2 separate regions of the Homo sapiens genome follow, and region 2 is linked to region 1. Evidence: read pairs that join two places in POLR2A ChIA-PET (ENCODE). Cell type or tissue: CD4-positive, alpha-beta T cell. All regions are shown on one strand.

Region 1 (4,000 bases):
GTGATTCTCCTGCCTCAGCCTCCCGAGTAGCTGGGATTACAGGCGCATGCCACCACATCTGGCTAATTTTTGTATTTTTAGTAGAGATGGGGTTTCACCATGTTGGCCAGGCTGGTCTTGAACCCCTGACCTCAGGTGAACTGCACACCTCGGCCTCCCAAAGTGCTGGGATTACAAGCGTGAGCTACTGTGCCCGGCCTACTTTTTTTCTTATAGTTAAAAAAAAAAAAAAAAAAAAGATTTTAAGTGGTCTGGCCCTCTCTTTAAACTTCTGAGTTTGGGTGGATAGTTGAGTTGGGTTGGGTGGTTAGAGAAGAAATGCTCTGGACAGATTGAAAGACTAAATTCCTACAAGGAAAAGTGGTCATTTTTCTGTGGTTTTATCCCAGGGGAGTTGGGGCACACTGTAGTAAAGGGATGTATACTCTCCAAGATGCAATGCCGCCTCGAAATGCCTGCCTGGCTCATGGGTGTCATGAGATCTGACTAGTCACCATGTGTGTTCCTAAGGTTCCTCAGCTCATCAGATCTCACCCCAAGGTGGCCCAACCTAAGTAAAAGGCAAATCACAACGGACATATCCAGGCCCTGCCCTAAAGAGGCAAGCTGATAGTTACTCATATCCATTTTATGTTTAGGAGGGGTAATAAGAAATTCGGTTTGCAAACACCGCATGTTCTCACTCAGATGGGAATTGAACAATGAGAACACATGGACACAGGAAGGGGAACATCACACTCTGGGGACTGTTGTGGGGTGGGGGCAGGGGGGAGGGATAGCATTAGGAGATATACCTAATGCTAAATGATGAGTTAATGGGTGCAGCACACCAGCATGGCACATGTACACATATGTAACTAACCTGCACATTGTGCACATGTACCCTAAAACTTAAAGTATAATAATAATAATAGTAAAAAATAATAATTAAAAAAAAAAGAAATTCGGTTTGGACCCATTGGAATAGGGAGAGGGAGGAAGACATGGCATTTAGTCCTTGCCCTACAAAAATATCTCCGTTCTAGGAGCCTGCGTTTGTGGGGATTCAGCCTGGGGTTCCCTGCCTCTGCTCACCCCATAGCCAAGTAGAGGTGATGGTGGGGAAATGCCCCTGCCACCGGCCACAAGGTATATGCAAGAGAGCCCAAATTTATTTTTATTTACTTATTTATTTTTCGAGATGGAGTTTCGGCTTTTGTTGCCTAGGCTGGAGTGCAATGGCGCGATCTCGGCTCACTGCAACATCCACCTCCCGGGTTCAAGCGATTCTCCTCCTGCCTCAGCCTCCCGAGTGGCTGGGATTACAGGTGCCCGCCACCACGCCTGGCTAATTTTTTGTATTTTCAGTAAAGACGGGATTTCACCGTGTTCGCCAGGCTGGTCTCGAACTCCTGACCTCAGGTGGGCCACCGCGCCGGGCCAAGAGAGCCCAGATTTAACTCAGACCATCCTATCTATCAAAAGCAGCACCAGCCACTATTCTGTGGTCCTTTTATTATCTCAGGGCACTAATCACTTACTCAGCTTGCGAACGTGTTCCACTTTCTCCCACTGGGCTTAGCTTGGTTCCCTCCTATTCCCCAGCGCACTCATCCTAGGGGCTCATCTGCGTATTTGAATACGCATACGGAAGAATAAACATCCCCCAGGTACTTCAGGCACAACCCTCCTTTGGCAGCGCAGAAGTCAAGCTAGAGGTCGTGACCCCCTGGAGTCTCGGTGGTTTCGGGTTGGGGAGCAGAGCGGGTGGGGCAGGACCGACTCGCCGGTGCCAGTCAGGATATCAAGGTGACAGCGCCCGGCACTGGCCTTGGTCGAAGGGTGACTCCGCCCCATTGCTAAGCTCCGATTGGGCACGCCCTTTTCTGGTTCTTCTTCAGGATTGGCTGGGAGGTGCGGCCTATGAACCGGAACGCGTCGCGATTGGTTGGCGCTCAGGCCGATCTTCCAGACGCGGAGGCCTGGGCCGATGTGGCCCAACTCTCTGCCAGCCAATCAGCGCTCGGGCTGAGTGTGGCGCGTGAGTGTGTCCGGGATCCCTCCGCCGCCCGGGCGTTGGGGTCGCGGGAAGGGAGGGGACTGGGAGGGGATGGGGTGGGGACGCGCAGGAGGCCCGTGGGGTTGACTTGGGCGAGGCGGAGAGGACGCGTGTGCTGGCAGATGGAGGAGAACCGAGCGGAGCCGAGCAGCTTTGCCAGGAGTCTTCCACTACTGCTAAGGACCCCTCCTGCAAATTCAGACTCTTGCGTGACACACTAAAGAATAAATTAATAGGCTGGGCGCGGTGGCTCACGCCTGTAATCCCAGCACTTTGGGAGGCTGAGCCGGGCGGATCACGAGGTCACGAGATCGAGACCATCCTGGCCAACATGGCGAAACCCCGTCTCTACTAAAATACAAAAATTAGCTGGGCATGGTGGCGGGCGCCTGTAGTCCCAGCTACTCCAGAGGCTGAGGCAGGAAAATCGCTTAAACCCGGGAGGCAGAGGTTGCAGTGAGCCGAGATCACGCCACTGCCCTCCAGGTTGGGCAACAGAGCGAGACTCCGTCTCAAAAAAAAAAAAAGAATAAATTAATAATCAATAAATTTAAAAATTAAAAAGGAACGCCACCAAAAGAATCATGAAAACAAATAAAGGCTAATAAAAATAAAAGAAAGGCTTAAAGTGCCCAAAATGTCCAAAAGAAATGCACAATATCGACTTACAGTATAGACAGAAGAGACCTGCAAATTCTGCAGCCTTAATACCTTCAGTCTTTTTGGAAATGTTTCAGGAGCTGCTGCTCTGTGCCCTGCCTCGTGCTAGGCGTCGGGGAACCCCCAAGGGAACCACGGGGACCAGAGCCCGGCGGTCATGGCGCTTGCTCTTGGAGGCACATAAAGGGCTTCATTTCAGATGATGAAAGTGCAATGGGGTGATGGAGTGGAGAATGTGGGTGCTCTGAATTTTAACCACGTGCTATGACATGGGGTGGGGTAAGGCTCCTAATCTAGGAGCAGCCTTCTCGAGGTCTTTAACCATCTGCATAAGAGATAGTATAAAAAAGGTAAGGGACATTTGTGTGTGCGCGCAAGTAAGATTTCTTTGCATCTTATTACAACATCTATCCCCTCCCTTCACCGTATGTGCCAGCTAATACACTAGGGACTTTGTATTTTTCAGGATCCTTTTCTCCAGAAGCCTGGCTACTGAAGAGAGAACTTCACACTTACATAAGAGGAAAAAGAAGCCAGAGGATGGAGTGTCACCTCATCTGGTCATCTTTTCTTGCCCTGTTAGAATCAAGACAGCAGAGCATAGCAAGCTTCAGATGGCTTGTCTGGCTGGTCTGAGTCTCTTTAGGATTAAATGAGGCCTCTGTTGATGGAGATCCTTTGTTTCACTATTAGCATTAGGCTAATAAGTTTCAGTATTTTCTAAACCCCGTTTTAGGGTATGTCTCCTGGTTGTTGGTGATGTTGAATTACAGGGTGTCCTACAGAGAGTAGCAGAAATGTAGCTGTGTCTTCCAAGTATTTGCTATGAGTCCTCAGTGGCAGATGTCTGTGAGCTGTAGCATAAGATGCATTCATGTAACAAATATCTATTGCGTGCCTGCCGCATGTGAATACAAGGCGAAAGGTCCCTGCTTTCATGAAATTTCATTGTATTTCATTGTATTAATTTCATTGAAAGTAATAATCAATTTCAAATAAGGATGATTTGGCCTTGCACTTGAAAGAAGCAAAACAAGATCATGTTTACAGTGCCTGGGGGTGGAGAGGGGAGGAACATTCTATAGTTGTTGACTGGCTGAGTTGGGGTCAGGTGATCCCAGCAGAAGTGGGCTGATTCATCAAAGATCAATTCATTGAAAGTCATTTTGCCAAATAATCAATTCAGTGATTTAGCAGAATTTTCCAGATTTACCAACTTACCAAAAATGGCATTTTATGGCTTAATCTTCTTGATTTAGATTCAATGAATAAGAATACAGTCATCTGAATTTTTTCGGACAT
Region 2 (4,000 bases), 140 kb before region 1:
GGCAGCTTTTGCACATTTTAAGATCAACTGAGAGTTTATAAATATGCCCCGTTTTTCTATGACCATCGCTATGGGAAGAGATGAATGTGTTCTAACCTGTTTCCCATCAAAACTTGTGTTCTAACCCCAAAAGGAAAAGCAGCAATAAAAACAACCAAAACATTTTTTAAAAATAGGTTCTATAGTTTCAAAAACAATAAAAAGAATAAGAGCCAAGCCTGGAGGTGCGCGCCTGTAGTCCCAGCTACTTAGGAGGCTGAGGCAAGAGGATGGCTTCAGCTGGGGAGGTTGAGGCTGCAGTGAGCTGTGATCACACCACTGCACTCCAGCCTGGGCGACAGAGGGAGACACCGTTTGTAAAAAAAAAAAAATTTTTTTTTTTGAGATGGAGTCTCCCTCTGTCACCCAGGCTGGAGTGCAGTGGCGCAGTCTCGGCTCACTGCAACCTCCGCCTCCTGAGTTCAAGCGTTTCTCCTGCCTCAACCTCCCGAGTAGCTGGGATTACAGGTGCATACCACCACGCCTGGCTAATTTTTGTTTTGTTTTGTTTCGTTTGTTTGTTTTTTTGAGACGGAGTCTCTCTCTGTCTCCCAGGCTGGAGTGCAGTGGTGCAATCTCGGCTCACTGCAAGCTCCGCCTTCCAGGTTCACGCCATTCTCCTGCCTCAGCCTCCCAGGTAGCTGGGACTACAGGCGCCCGCCACCACGCCCAGCTAATTTTTTTTTTTTTTTTTTTTGTATTTTTAGTAGAGACGGGGTTTCACCGTGTTAGCCAGGATGGTCTCAATCTCCTGAGCTCATGATCCGCCTGCCTTGGCCTCCCAAAGTGCTGGGATTACAGGCGTGAGCCACCACTCCCGGCCTCCTCCAGCCCCATCTCTTCACATGCTTTTCCCACCTCAGTTATGCTGGTCTCCTTTCTGTTCCTCAAATATGCCCAAGTCTTCCAGCCCCAGGGCCCCCGTGCTATTTCCTGCCTCTCCACCTTCTGCAAAGCTAAGGCCCATCTTCCAGGTCTCACATAAATACTGTCTTTCCCGAAAGCCTCTTCCAACCATCCACAAGCAGGATCCCAAACTCCTCCCATTCAACCTGACAGCCTCACATAGCTCCTGTCACCATGTGTAATTTTTGCTTACTAGCAGATCAAAGAACAGAAGCAAGCCGTTTGATTGTTTCTTTTTGTTTTGTTTTGTTTTTAGACAGAGTCTCACGAGCCTCCTTACAAAATAGAAAAGTCAATGGGATTTCAGGGAAAATGGATAATCTTCGTTGGGGGCAGTCAAGGAAGGCTTTGTGGAACCTTTGAATTAGATCTTGACATTATATCTTGACAGTACTTTGAATAAATACAAATAATGTTATTTTTTTGTTAAGACTCATGCAACCGCATCTATGTAAATGAATCCGTACATAGTATTCATTCGAGTGTGAAATCAGACTTTGGGATGCTTTAAAATTTAACAGTCAGGAACACTTACTCTATTTTATGGACTTAAATTTGTTGAGGTGGCAGGGAACAACTTGAGTGAAGGGTGGGACATGGCAGTGTGTATGTGGGGGAAAAAGGTGGCCAGCAGATAAGGGAAGCAGGGGACAGAGTATTTTGAGGGATTAGACCTGACCAGCTATAACAGGAAATAGAGGCTGTAGATTGAAGGATAGCTACAATGGATGTTATGGAGAAATTCCAACTGGGGTGGAAACATGTAGCTGCAAAATTGGAAGAGCAGCTTATTCTAGGCAGAAAAGAAGAAAGTAAAAGGCATCTGAGGGGACACTAAATTAATGCTTACTGATAAGTAAACAAGCCTCTGGAAGTAGAAAGGTAAAAGCATAAATTGCTTGGTCAACCACAACCGCTTGGGAGTGCTGCAGGCTTCATGACTAAACCAAAGTCTGTCCCTGAAGCTCCCTCTTCCGGCAGAAATAAATACTGCACACTAAGCTGGCTGACTCCTTTAATTAAAAGGTGCTTGCCAATCTCTAAACAGTATACCTGTATGGGAGTCATAATTGTAATATCTTGGTGAGGATTTTGTTGTGCTTTCAGGCAAACCATAAAAGGAACACTAATTTAAATAAATACAAACAATGTTATTTTATTCTTAAGATTCAGGCAACCACATCTATGTAAGTGAATCCTTACATGGTATTCATTCAAGTGTGAAACCAAACTTTGGGATGCTTTAAAATTTAACAATCAGGAACAAGACTCTGTTAAAAAAAAAAAAAAAGAAATGTTAGAACTCTGTCAAACTATAAAAATATAAAGTGAAATAGCACAGTGCAGACAGACTGTACAGACCAGTGTGCTACCTTTCATGTAAAGGGGAATTACATATATTATATATATGATTTTTTTATTATTTGTGTATATACAGTACTCACTGTATATGCATAAAGTCTGCAAGTACATGCTGGGGGGAAGGGGTGGATGGGAGACAAGGATGGAAGATTTTTTTGTTGTTTTTTTTTGGAGACCGAGTCTCGCTCTGTCACTCAGGCTGGAGGGCAGTGGCACCATCTCAGCTCACTGCAACCTCCACCTCCCAGGTTCAAGAGATTCTCCTGCCTCAGCCTCCCGAGTAGCTGGGACTACAGGCATGCATCACCACGCTCAGCTAATTTTTGTATTTTATTAGAGATGAGGTTTTGCTATATATATATATATATATATATATGAATATATGAATATATATATATGAATATATGAATATATATATATATATGAATATATGAATATATATATATTGGCCAGGCTGGTCTCGAACTCCTGCCCTCAGGTGATCTGCCCACCTCAGCCTCCCAAAGTGCTGGGATTACAGGTGTGAGTGGCCTGGAAGATTTTTTATTATATACTGTTTAAAAGTTTTTAAGTAGTTGAAACACATGAAGACATCACCTCAAAAAGTTATATTAACAATTCAAAAATATGCACATTAAGGATTAATTTTTTTGAAAAATTTAAAAATTGAGAAATATCATGGGACAGTAACACAGTAATCATGAAGAATTATAAAAATAAGTGCTGGCCGGGCGCAGTGGCTCAAGCCTATAATCCCAGCACTTTGGGAGGCCGAGGCGGGCAGATCACAAGGTCAGGAGATCAAGACCATCCTGGCTAACACAGTGAAACCCTGTCTCTACTAAAAATACAAAAAAAATTAGACGGGCTTTGTAGCGGGCGCCTGGAGTCCCAGCTACTCGGGAGACTGAGGCAGGAGAATGGTGTGAACCCGGGAGGTGGAGCTTGCAGTGAGCCGAGATCACGCCACTGCACTCCAGCATGGACAACAGAGCGAGACTCCGTCTCAAAAAAAATAAATAAATAAGTGCTAAGGCTGATTATTTTATTAGCCCTAAGAATCCAATTAAAATAGAAATCTTGTATTTATGCTATTCTTTCAAAATCTTTATGTAAAGCAAGCTTTTAATAGGATGTTATAAAAATAGATTTTGCTCCTTGTGTTCAAGTTTCTCCTCTTGAAATTGCACATTTTACATTTTTTAAAAAATTAAAATTAAAAAACAAAATAGTATGATAGTGTTAATTTGGCAGTTCCAACTTTAGTAACCTATCTTACAGAAATATGAATAGACAAAATAAAGATGTGTGAGGATGTACTTTGCAGCAGCATTATAATAGCAAAAACCTGGAAACAAATATTGATGGACAGGTTAAGTAAATCATAGGACATTCATACAATGGAATACTAGCAAAAATATTAAAAAGAATGAGGTAGATCTAGATATGCTAGTATGGAAAGATGTCCATAATTATCTAGTTCCCCACCTCAAAAAAAAAAAAAAAACCTGAGAATCATTATACTGAGAATGGTCCAATTTGTGTCTGTATGTACATAATATGTACATAACAAATATAGTATATTTTTACACAGGGGAAAAGTCCAAAAGAATATCAACCTGTAAAAAGTAGTTATCCCAGCTGGGCGCGGTTGCTCATGCCTGTAATCCCAGCACTTTGGGAGGCAGAGGCA

Evidence for each region. ChIA-PET counts read pairs that join two places held together with the same protein. Peaks named below come from ENCODE experiments on the same cell type or tissue, not always from the same donor. Only the 100,000 strongest peaks of a DNase experiment are listed, where the experiment ranks them.
Region 2: POLR2A ChIA-PET joins it to region 1 with 7 read pairs; 10 of 35 experiments call an interaction of 5 or more read pairs at or near these places.

What each region holds. Positions count from the first base shown.
Region 1 is chr12:125,047,798-125,051,797 of GRCh38, forward strand. It overlaps a transcript of BRI3BP not described here. Among named protein-coding and RNA genes, the nearest start is that of AACS, 16 kb to the right of the region's middle. RefSeq lists a silencer at 1,844-1,943. In CD4-positive, alpha-beta T cell, no CTCF peak of the experiment used is centred here; DNase peaks (open chromatin) are centred at 1,914 and 2,844; H3K4me3 peaks cover 1,297 bases.
Region 2 is chr12:124,905,046-124,909,045 of GRCh38, forward strand. No RefSeq gene overlaps it. Among named protein-coding and RNA genes, the nearest start is that of UBC, 7.6 kb to the right of the region's middle. In CD4-positive, alpha-beta T cell, CTCF peaks have their summits at 1,897 (motif pointing left) and 2,100; a DNase peak (open chromatin) is centred at 1,896.